Regions from separate parts of the Homo sapiens genome. Here region 2 is linked to region 1. The links are chromatin contacts, found by Hi-C or POLR2A ChIA-PET in ENCODE. All regions are on one chromosome and are shown on one strand. The core of a region is the stretch at or near the end of the contact, and the rest is flanking DNA. Distances in the headings are between cores, read along the strand shown.

The links. A loop is a pair of places that touch in the nucleus more often than their neighbours do. ChIA-PET counts read pairs that join two places held with the same protein, here RNA polymerase II (POLR2A). Pooled maps may share reads with other maps.
Region 2: a loop to region 1 is called in a pooled map, with 2.7 times the contacts of the local background. The contact joins two enhancer-like sites. A Hi-C loop is called at or near these places in 5 of 50 pooled maps. POLR2A ChIA-PET finds 5 or more read pairs at or near these places in 5 of 52 experiments (A673, BJ, OCI-LY7 and 2 more).

Annotation. Positions count from the first base shown.
Region 1 is chr12:94,072,777-94,077,710 of GRCh38, reverse strand. No RefSeq gene overlaps it. Among named protein-coding and RNA genes, the nearest start is that of PLXNC1, 73 kb to the left of the region's middle. Within about 2 kb of position 2,275, at least 14 of the 41 ENCODE cell types and tissues checked have a DNase peak (open chromatin) inside an H3K27ac peak, as active enhancers do.
Region 2 is chr12:93,588,458-93,593,391 of GRCh38, reverse strand. It overlaps a transcript of SOCS2 not described here. Among named protein-coding and RNA genes, the nearest start is that of SOCS2, 18 kb to the right of the region's middle. RefSeq lists an enhancer at 1,712-2,271. Within about 2 kb of position 1,956, at least 32 of the 41 ENCODE cell types and tissues checked have a DNase peak (open chromatin) inside an H3K27ac peak, as active enhancers do.

The sequences.
Region 1 (4,934 bases), core at 1,026-3,525:
GATTGTGTCTTAGTCCCAGCTACTCAGGAGGCTGAAGTGGGAGGATTGCTTGAGCCCAGGAGTTTGAGGCTGCAGTGGGCTATGATTGCGTGACTGCACCCCATCCTGCCTGGGTGACAGAGTGAGAACCTGTCTCAACAACAACAACAAAAATACTGTTCTTCATGAAAAGTATTCTAAGTCGGTGGCTTCCTTCACCTAGCCTCATGTCTTTTTCCAAAATAAAAATAACCCTGCTGGGAATGTTAATAGCTAACTTACCGAGCACTTGACTGTGTGCCAGGCACTTTACTATGCCCTTTGCATGTATAAATCATTTAATCTTCATGACAACCCTACAACTAGGTGTTACCCTTGTCCCTGTTTTACAGGTGAAGAAGCTGAAGAACAGAGTAATTTGCCTAAGGTCATAAGTCTCATACATGGTAGAATGTCCATTAATACTATCAATCCAACCAACACTACATAGATAGAAAACAATGTTTTATTCTTGTGAGAGCTTAAGAACCTGAAATTGTCCAACTGCTCAGAAATTGACTGGCTAGCTGTATTTGGACAGGGGAACTTGTATATTTCTGGGTCCTTTAGGTATTATGATGATTCTAATTCCTTTTCTCTTTCTCTTTGTGAATTCTTACAATAAGGGGCTGAGTTCCTGGGAAGTGGACCCAATAGTGCCAGGAATCTGATAGCATGTTCAGAACCAGCGTGTGCAAACATCCCCCAGAGGCCAGCTGGCTGAGAAATTCTGCTGCCACTGCTCTCTTGCTAATTTATTTTCCATTCACCTTGATCCCTTGTCCTGTAGAAATGTATTTGGGCACAACTAAAAGCCTCTTTCTTCTCACATCTTATTATATTTTTTCCACTTTGTGCCCCACCTGTTTTGACTCAGAGCTGCATGAGGAACCTGGGATTCTCAGGAGATGAGAATCCCAGGTTCCTCTATGGATGAGTGTAATAGTAGCTGTAGTAGTAGTAGGTGTAATAGTGTAATAGTAGGTGCCGTTTATTGAACACTTACTGTGTGCCAGCCACAAGAATTCCTTATAATTATTGAATTTAGTCCTATTGAAGTAGGTATGAGTATCCATTTTAGAGGTGAGGAACCCAAGCCTCAGATGGCTGAAGCGAGCTGCACCACATCTGTATTAGTTCCCCTTGCTGCTGTAACAAATAACACAAATTTAGTGGCTCATAACAATGCAAATTTATTCTTATGATTCTGGAGGTCAGAAGTTCAAAATCAGTCTCAATGGGCTAAAGTCAAGCCTGTGCAGGACTGTTCTTTCTGAAGGATCTAAAGGAGGATGTTTCCTCTCCCTTTTTCAGCTTCTAGAGGCCACTGCATTTTTTGTATTCCTTCCTCACACCATTCCAACCTCCACTTCCATCATCACATCTTCTCTAACTCTGACTCCCCTGCCTCTCTTCGAAGGACCCTTGTGATTATATCTGGGCCATCCAGATAATCTAGGATAATCTCCTCAACTCAAGATCTTTAATGTAATTACATCTGCAAAGTCTCTTTTTCTGTGTAAAGTAATCTATTTATAGGTTCCAAAGGATTGAGACGTGAAGCTCTTTGGGGGACTATTATTCAGCCTACCATACCATAAAGCAGAACTAACATTCCACTAGAAAGCCTACAGCCTTCAAAAGTGATTTTTCTTTAGTGAAGCCCTCTAAACGTATTAAATTCTATTAAATACAAGTCCCAGGTTTGGAAGGGGCCATGTGTTTTGCCTCTATATCTTCTGCAGCTAGAACAGGAATTCTTAGCACTGGCTATATGTTAGAATCACCTGGAGAACTTTTAAAACCTACTTAAGCTAGGATCTACATAAGATCAATTAAAATCAGAATCACTGGAGGTGGGGCTTGAACACTTGGCAGGTTAGAGCATGTCTCCAGGTAGTTCTAATAGGCAGCTAGCTTTGAGACCCATCATGCCAGAGAGAACTGCTGGCAAACGCTTACAACATGCCATGTTCTGGGTCCAAGGAGGAAAAGCTTGGCTATAAAGATGAATGGCAAGAAAATAAACTGGGAAAGCCATTTGTCCCTGGTTTAGTATCCTTGCTTGTGCCATTTCCTAGTTGCATGAGCTAGAGCAAGTTACTTGATTTCTCTGGTCTTTTTTCCATTACTAATAGCTCCCAAAAGTTGTGCAATGACTAACTGAGATCATGAATGAAGAGCCCTTAGCTGAGTGCTGTTAGGTCCCAATAGAGGGCAGTGCAGCCTTTTTTGCATCCCGCCCCCACCCAGCCTTCGGAACAGAGGTTCCTAATAATAGAATTCTCTTGGCTTTAATTTTCCAGCTCAGAGAAGATTAAATTTGCCTCCTTCTTGGTTATGTCTGACTTTCACTTCCTTCTTGGTGTTTTTCTCCACATCTCCCATCTGGGGGTCCTTCCGCACCTTTTAATCATGCTGAGTCTAGGGGGCAGCTGGAAAGACTTCTGATCTTCCAGGCTGCTTTCAGAAGGTCCCAGAATTCCCAGGATGTTACTAGGGTTTCTTGATTGATGTCAAGCAATTAAGCTGTAAACTGCAAAGGGTGACTTTCCTCCCTTAGAAGGAAATCGCTCATGGTATGTGGTTGGGGATGGAGAGCTGAGTTTTCCTTTGGGCTGATACAGTGAGAAGTCTAAAACATGGATGTGGTGGAGAAATGTTTTTAATGGAAAGAGTTCCCAGGGTTGGAAGGAAATGGAAGGAAGCGGCCAAGCTACTTCCTAGTACTGATTTGCTAATGTTGATAGTGCTTGGTGCTTCTTCTAATTCTTTGCTGCCCTCCTTTGCTTCTCCTAGTTCTTGAAGGTATTAGGAAGGGCAAAAGAGATGGAGATGATTCAGCAATTGGAACCGAGCACATTTGGCCCAGCAGGCTGTGCCTCTGACTGTGGGGCCAGGTTAATAGCATTAATGAAAAGCGTTCCCAATTGAGCGAGGGAGCAGGGCTCTGGCAAGGCCACTTTCCATTAGGGACTGCCAAAGCTGATGTCACTGGGAACTTTTCATTTTTCTCTCTCCCTCTAACTTTTTTTAGATGCAGAATGATGGAATAATTCTACTGTCTTGTTTTGCCAAACTTGTTTCTCATCATTCAGGTATATCTGTTTTTCACAAAGTCTATTGTATTACCCAATTCAGTTTTTAAAGATTATTTCTATGTCCCAGCCCACTGCCAACGAGTCAGCAGGCATTTAGCAGACACCCGCTTTGGCTGGGTAGTGAGGTGGAATAACGAAGGGTGCCCAGGCTTGGCGCCTGACGCACAATCATATTGGGAATGTCAGATTCATACGCACAGAATAACGTGGGTAGATGACTGTTAGGAGCGCCCTGAGCAGCGGGAGGTCAGTGAGAACTCTGGTCAGGAAAGACAGCGTGGAGGAGGGGAGCTTTGAGGGAGGGCATTTCAGATGGGGAGACAACATTGGTGGGGGTGGGCAGAGTGAGTCCGGGGGAGTTAGGAAAACAAAAGTAATAATGGCAAAAATAAGAATGTTAACTAGCTGTCCATGCAGGTACCTTGGGCCCCAGATATATAGATCACCTCAGCACAAGCACATGCTCCACACTTTTCTCAAGGTTTCTGTGTCTCCCAGGTGAGGGAGTGTTGCTTTTCTAAAATCACCCCGGGCTCCAGGCTCAGGCTTTTGCACGCCGCATCTCTGTTCCAACTCATTCTAGGGGCCAGAGAAATGTCTGATGATCATGGCATCCAAGTATGGCCTCTTTGCCGATAGCACTTGGTTCTCTCTCTCTCTCTCTCTCTCTGTCTCTCTCTCTCTCTCTCTCAAGATCCTTGGGAGAAATCTCTGGTCATTTCACAATAGACCACAGGATCAGAGAAGAAAAGGAGTCGTGTTTTTTAAGAAACAAATCTCCAAGTGCTGCTGGTCGTTCTTGGAAATCCCCTGCCCTCTTCCTCTGCCACATGCTCAATTTATTCCAAATGGTTCTGGAGCATCTATGTATCTATAAAGCTTACTGTACTTTTAAATGGATGGAGAAATGCCCAGCTGAAAACTTCGGGAGTGGATGACCAGCTGGTGGGCCTATTATCTGGGCTAAAGAGATTGCAGGCTGAGGATATGGAAACCCCCACTGCCCATCTGGCTTGTGGAAGCATCTGAGTCCTGCTGAGTCAATGTGCCGTAAGAACTTCAGGTCCTGCTTCAACCAGAACAGGCTGTCCCCTGGGCGCTCACCCAGATTGTTACGGCAGGTACAATTGCTGATTTGGCCCTAGTGATGGGTTGGCTGTGGGAGAGGAGCCTGGGTCAGAAATGCTGGCATTGAAAAGCAGTGAGTCCTCAGCTTCGTGGCATTTAGTAAAGTACCAAGAAAAGCCAAGACTGGGTGTTCTGGGGGCATAGGAGACAGGTGGAAAGAACATTAGAAATTTATCTTTAGACAAAAGACTCTACATTAAAAATGTCCCTTCAGAAGGGACGTGTGTAACAATTTATATTGCCTATTTAAAATTCTGTCAAGTGGCCTTACCCAGCTATTTTTAATGGAACACAATGTGCCACCCATTGGGAATATTCAAACATGATGGATAAGGCCAGTCATTTATATTATAGGTTGGCACCTATGTGAATGCCAAGAATCTATGGGCACTTAAATAATTATCCTTTATCTTCTTTTTTTTATCCCATCAAACTTAGTTCCTGGACCAGCAGCTCCAAACTTTATTATGCTTAATAATCACTTGGCTGGTTGGGAGGTGGGGAGGGAGAGACTTGGGCTGAGGTAGGACCCAGAATTCAGTATTTCATTAAGCAACCTTAGGTGATTCTGATGAGGGAAGTCCACGAACCACACTTTGGGACACAGTGGAAGGCGAGTGGGATTATGGCTTATGCATTTGAATTTAATAAATATTGTAATTCATGACCTATGACACCTTAATTCCC
Region 2 (4,934 bases), core at 707-3,206, 480 kb after region 1:
CCTATTTGTTTGCTTTTCTTAAACCTCCTTCTCTAACCATAAAAGCTCTCTCTTCTGGAGCTTTAAAGAAGATGCTGTGTTTCTGAGTAGGCGGAGAGCTTTAGGCATTTGGGAGTCATAGCAGATCAGCTATCCCACTGGAGGCAGGATCTAGATATAGAGTCGGGTCAGCGTGATAATAATCTTAGGCAAAGCTAATTCCCTCTCCAGAACCACCTTCCAGTTGTAGGAAATCAGTTTCATTGTTCCTAGAACTGGCCACCCAATCTGGTGTCAGGAGTGGGTGCAGAGGATAACTGGTATGAAAAGAAACAAACACAAAAGGGGAGAGAGAAGGCAGGAAACCAGGATAAGGGGACAGAGAGTAGGGAACTGGAGAAACTTTTACTATAGTTGTGCTTAATCGATGTCCTTTGAACAGAACTAATTGAAGATGATATTATTACACATACCAAAAAAAAAAAAAAAAAAAAAGCTTTCTCAGTCCTACCCTAGGGTTTTTAAAGACAGCTGTCTATGAAGCCACAGTCAAGGCATAGAGCCATGTGCCTGTCCCATAGCTGTGAATGTCTCTGATCAAGGCTGGGACGAAGTTGTTGAGGCCTTTCCACTAGGTTTCTCAGACATCTTTTCTAGAATAGAGATTTAACTTCAAGGGCAATTAATTAGCAAATAAACAAGTTTATTCGATCTCAATGGAAAATATGCTGTTTAAAAATGAACAGTATTTTAAGGAAAACCCTCAGCTATGTGTACAACTTGAAAGACAGAATTTATTTCCATCTGAAATATGCATGGGAACAACCTTTTGGGAATGTGATTTGAAAGTAAATATCTATTAAAATGTTAAGTGCCATGTACCCTTGGGCCCCAAAGTTCCACTTCTAAGAATGTACTCAACATATATGTTCCCATAAGCACACAGCAACAATTAGCACACAGATTTGTACCGCACCGTTGTTTGTAATAGCACGAAACTGGGAACAACCTGTATATCCACTAGCAGGAGACTGATTCAATCAGTAATGGTACATTCATATCATGGAATATTGTGCAGCTGTTGAAAAGAATGAGGCAAAGCCTTATGTTGCCATGAAGATATAAATAGATATATAGAGAGAAAGGTAGACATAGAGAGTCCAAATATTAAATTTTAAAAGCAAATTGCAGAGCAGAAAGTATAGTACAATAATATTTGTGTGTGCTTTAAAACATGATTTAAATAGAGGCTTCGACTGCATTAAAAAAATTCTGGAACAATAAAAAGGAAACTTTTAATAATAGTTACCTCTGGGGAGTGGGACGGGAGTTGGACAATTTTTTCATTTTGTGCACTTCTGAACTGACTAAATTTTGAACCATGAGCATGTTATCACTTTTAGAATAATTGAAAAACTAGCTCCTAAGAAGAGGTTGTATTTACCCTGCATTAACAAAAACAAAAGGGATGCTCTTATCTGGGACAATCTATAGAAGCCACATCCCTGGCCACATTCTCATATACGGTCTAGTGAGACCCTTAAGACTACGTGAAAAGATTAAAATAACCCATGAGATATGCGGCAAAAACATTGCACCCAGCCGTCTGCTCTCAATACCACACTCATCTGGTGCGCTTCCAAAGTGAAACGCCTTGACGTTGGTCAGCCTGTGACCGGCTCCTTGCTGCCGACGCTGGGTTACATAAGGTCCTGGGAGACCCGAGCGGCGCCCCGGACGCGTCTGGGAGGAGCCGCCACGCCACAGCTCCGTGGGGCTCCGCACTCTACCCTGGCCACAGACAAAAAGAACTTCTGCTGCATCACCCCGTGGCGCCAGGATCACTTCCCTCTTGAGAGACAGTGTGTGCACATCGTAGACGCTAGAGCCAGCCCCTGCAGGAACTCCGTTTGAAAATTCTTCAAGGAGAAATAACCGAAACTCTGAGATTCCTCTTGCCGCAGACAGACAGACAGACAGCCACACACGAACGCACACACGCTTTCTCCTCGCTCCCATCTTGTTCATTCTCCCTTAACTAGTTCCTAGAAATATCTAGCCGGGCTAATTCATTTCCGTTCCTTGTATATGTAAATCAAGGTCAAGTCGCTTCCAGTATCTCGGGCTGAGCCTTGTTTTTTTTTTTTTGTTTGTTCGTTTGTTTTTTTTTTAAAAAACACCTCCCTTTCTAACCATAAAAGCTCTCTCTTCTGGCGCTTCATTAGCCTAGTGATTAAATGTCAAGTCTCCCGAACAAGCTGGATTTGAAGGTCTGTAACGTAACTACTTCTTCCAAATCGAAAATGTTTACTCTCCTAAAATTTATATTTCAATAAAGCGTTAAAAAAAATTAGTCATTTTGTTCCAAGAGTGTTCGGAGGCTAAACTGCACTGCCAACAAGTAAAAACTTGTTATCCAGACCATTAGTGTTAAGGGAAAAGCCAGTAAGTTTAAAGAAAAAGTAACTCATCATATTACCAGGTAATCACTCTCATTTCTTCACTAACAATACCTAATTTGCTCTTCAAATAATTATAATATAAATGAAGAAAAGGATTGTACTTTTCATGTGTACACTGGGAAGCTAACTTTTTTTTTTTTTTTTTTTTTTTTTTTTTTTTTTTTTTTGAGGCGGAGTCTTGCTCTGTCGCCCAGGCTGGAGTGCAGTGGCGCCATCTCGGCTCTGCCTGCTGGGTTCAAGCGATTCTTTCTGCCTCAGCCTCCGGAGTAGCTGGGATTACAGGCACGTGCCACCACGCCCAGCTAATTTTTGTATTTTTAGTAGAGACAGGTTTCACCATGTTGGCCAGGATGGTCTCGATCTCCTGACCTCGTGATCCGCCCACTTCGGCCTCCCAAAGTGCTGGGATTACAGGCCTGAGCCACCACGCCCATACGGGAAGCTAACTTTTAATAGTTCGTTTCTCCTAAACTCTGCTCTCCTCTCCAAAAAAACTGTTCTTGTTAGAACAGTAAACAGCAATCAGACTCAAATTAATCCCAGAGTAGTCTCTCTGGTTACCAGATTGAGAAATGTTATTGGAAAATAAAAGGGAAAAAGTGCCTTTTTCTAAAATCTTGGGTGCTAGTCTTGCGTCGGTAGCTAAAACTGTATTTTACTGTATCAGTAATGCTTAAAAGTCCAAATACAGTACTTGCTTATTCTTTTTTTTTTTTGAGACTGAGTCTCGCTCTGTCACCCAGTCTGGAGTGCAGTGGCGCGATCTCAGCTTACTACAACCTCCACCTACCGGGTTCAAGCCTCCTGAGTAGCTGAGATTATAGGCGCGCACCACCACACCAGGCCAATTTTTGTATTTTTGGTAGAGATGGAGTTTCATCGTGTTGGTCAGGCTGGTCTCGAACTCCTGACCTCATGATCCGCTCACCTTGGCCTCCCAAAGTGCTGGGATTACAGGCGTGAGCCACCACACCCGGCCTGGAAGGTCCATCTCAACAATCCAGTACTTTGTCAACCATCTCAGCTTTGCCACTAATGGAAGTGCTGTTAACAGCCCTCAAAACTGAAGTTCCTTTATTTCTTCTGCCACTTGAGAAAAAGTTTTGCCACAAAGTTCTAATAACACTAAGTCCCTACAAATCAACTTGGAAACGTCTACATGTGTTTCTCCTGGAAAAAGTGCCAGACATCAGTTTTATCTGGCAATCATCAAAATACATCAGACTGCAAATCTATATGTTCCTGGACCTCATAAGAAGCACAGTGAGGAATTTCAGCAAGCGAACCAAAGTACTAAGCTACACTGCAACATCTGCAGTCTACAACATGGGCAACAATACTGACATCAACCACTGCTGCCAAGAACATGCAACAGCAAACAAAACAAAACAAAAACAAACAAAAAAAGGGAATGGGGACATTTCAAATCCATATTCTCAATTTCTGGCTTAAGATTACAGCATTATTTAACCCACCATCACTAAACTCACTTTAATAAAAACAATCAGGAAGCCCAAGCATATGGATTTTTTTATTTGCACATTTTGTATTATTTTATGAGAAGACAAATGATAGAACCCATGGGAATTTAAAAAAAAAATTCCCAGAATGTCAAGGTTGGTATAATTTCTGTAACTAGAATATGGTGTACATGGTGACCTCAAAACAGGAAATGCCTTTGAAATCTATCAGTCATGTATTCAACATCAACTGTGAAAAATATATGATGGGGTCGCAGACTGCAAGGCACTGCCTGCCCAGAATCTGCAGTCTAGCTGGAGAAGATAACACTAAAAGAGTTGAGAAAGGTGTAGGACTGGCAGGCACAGAGGAGGGAAGCAAAGGATGGATGTTTTCCGTGTTTTAAACCATGCTGTACGGTAAATAATGATAGCACTGGGAAGAAAGGAACACATGTGGCAAGCATAAGCATTCTGCTCCAGCCAGAAAACTGCTGGAGGAAATGGGGTCTATGCGTACCCCTACCCCTGCTTTATGTCCCTGATCTATCAACAAATTCACTCTGTCAGGCCAGGCGCGGTGGCTCACGCCTGTAATCCCAGCACTTTGGGAGGCCGAGGCGGGTGGATCACCTGAGGTCAGGAGTTCAAGACCAGCCTGGCCAACATGGCAAAACCCCTTCTCCACTAAAAATAAAAAAAAAAAATTAGCTAGGCTTGGTGGTGCATGCCTGTAGTCCCAGATACTTGGAAGGCTGAGACAGGAGAATTGCTTGAACCTGGGAGGTGGAGATTGCAGTGAGCCAAGAACATGCCATTGCAGTCTAGTCTCTGGGCAACAGAGCGAGACTCTGGCTCAAAAAAAAAAAAAAAAATTCACTGTCTCCAGAATTTCTCACAAATTCTTCCAACTCCTCTTCCTCCTTCTCCCCATCGCTGCCTTAGGCTACACTGACCTCCTCAACGATCACGTTCCTTTGGTGATGTGAGTTTTGACTCACATCCTCTGGTGTGTTGAGTTTTGACTTTTTTT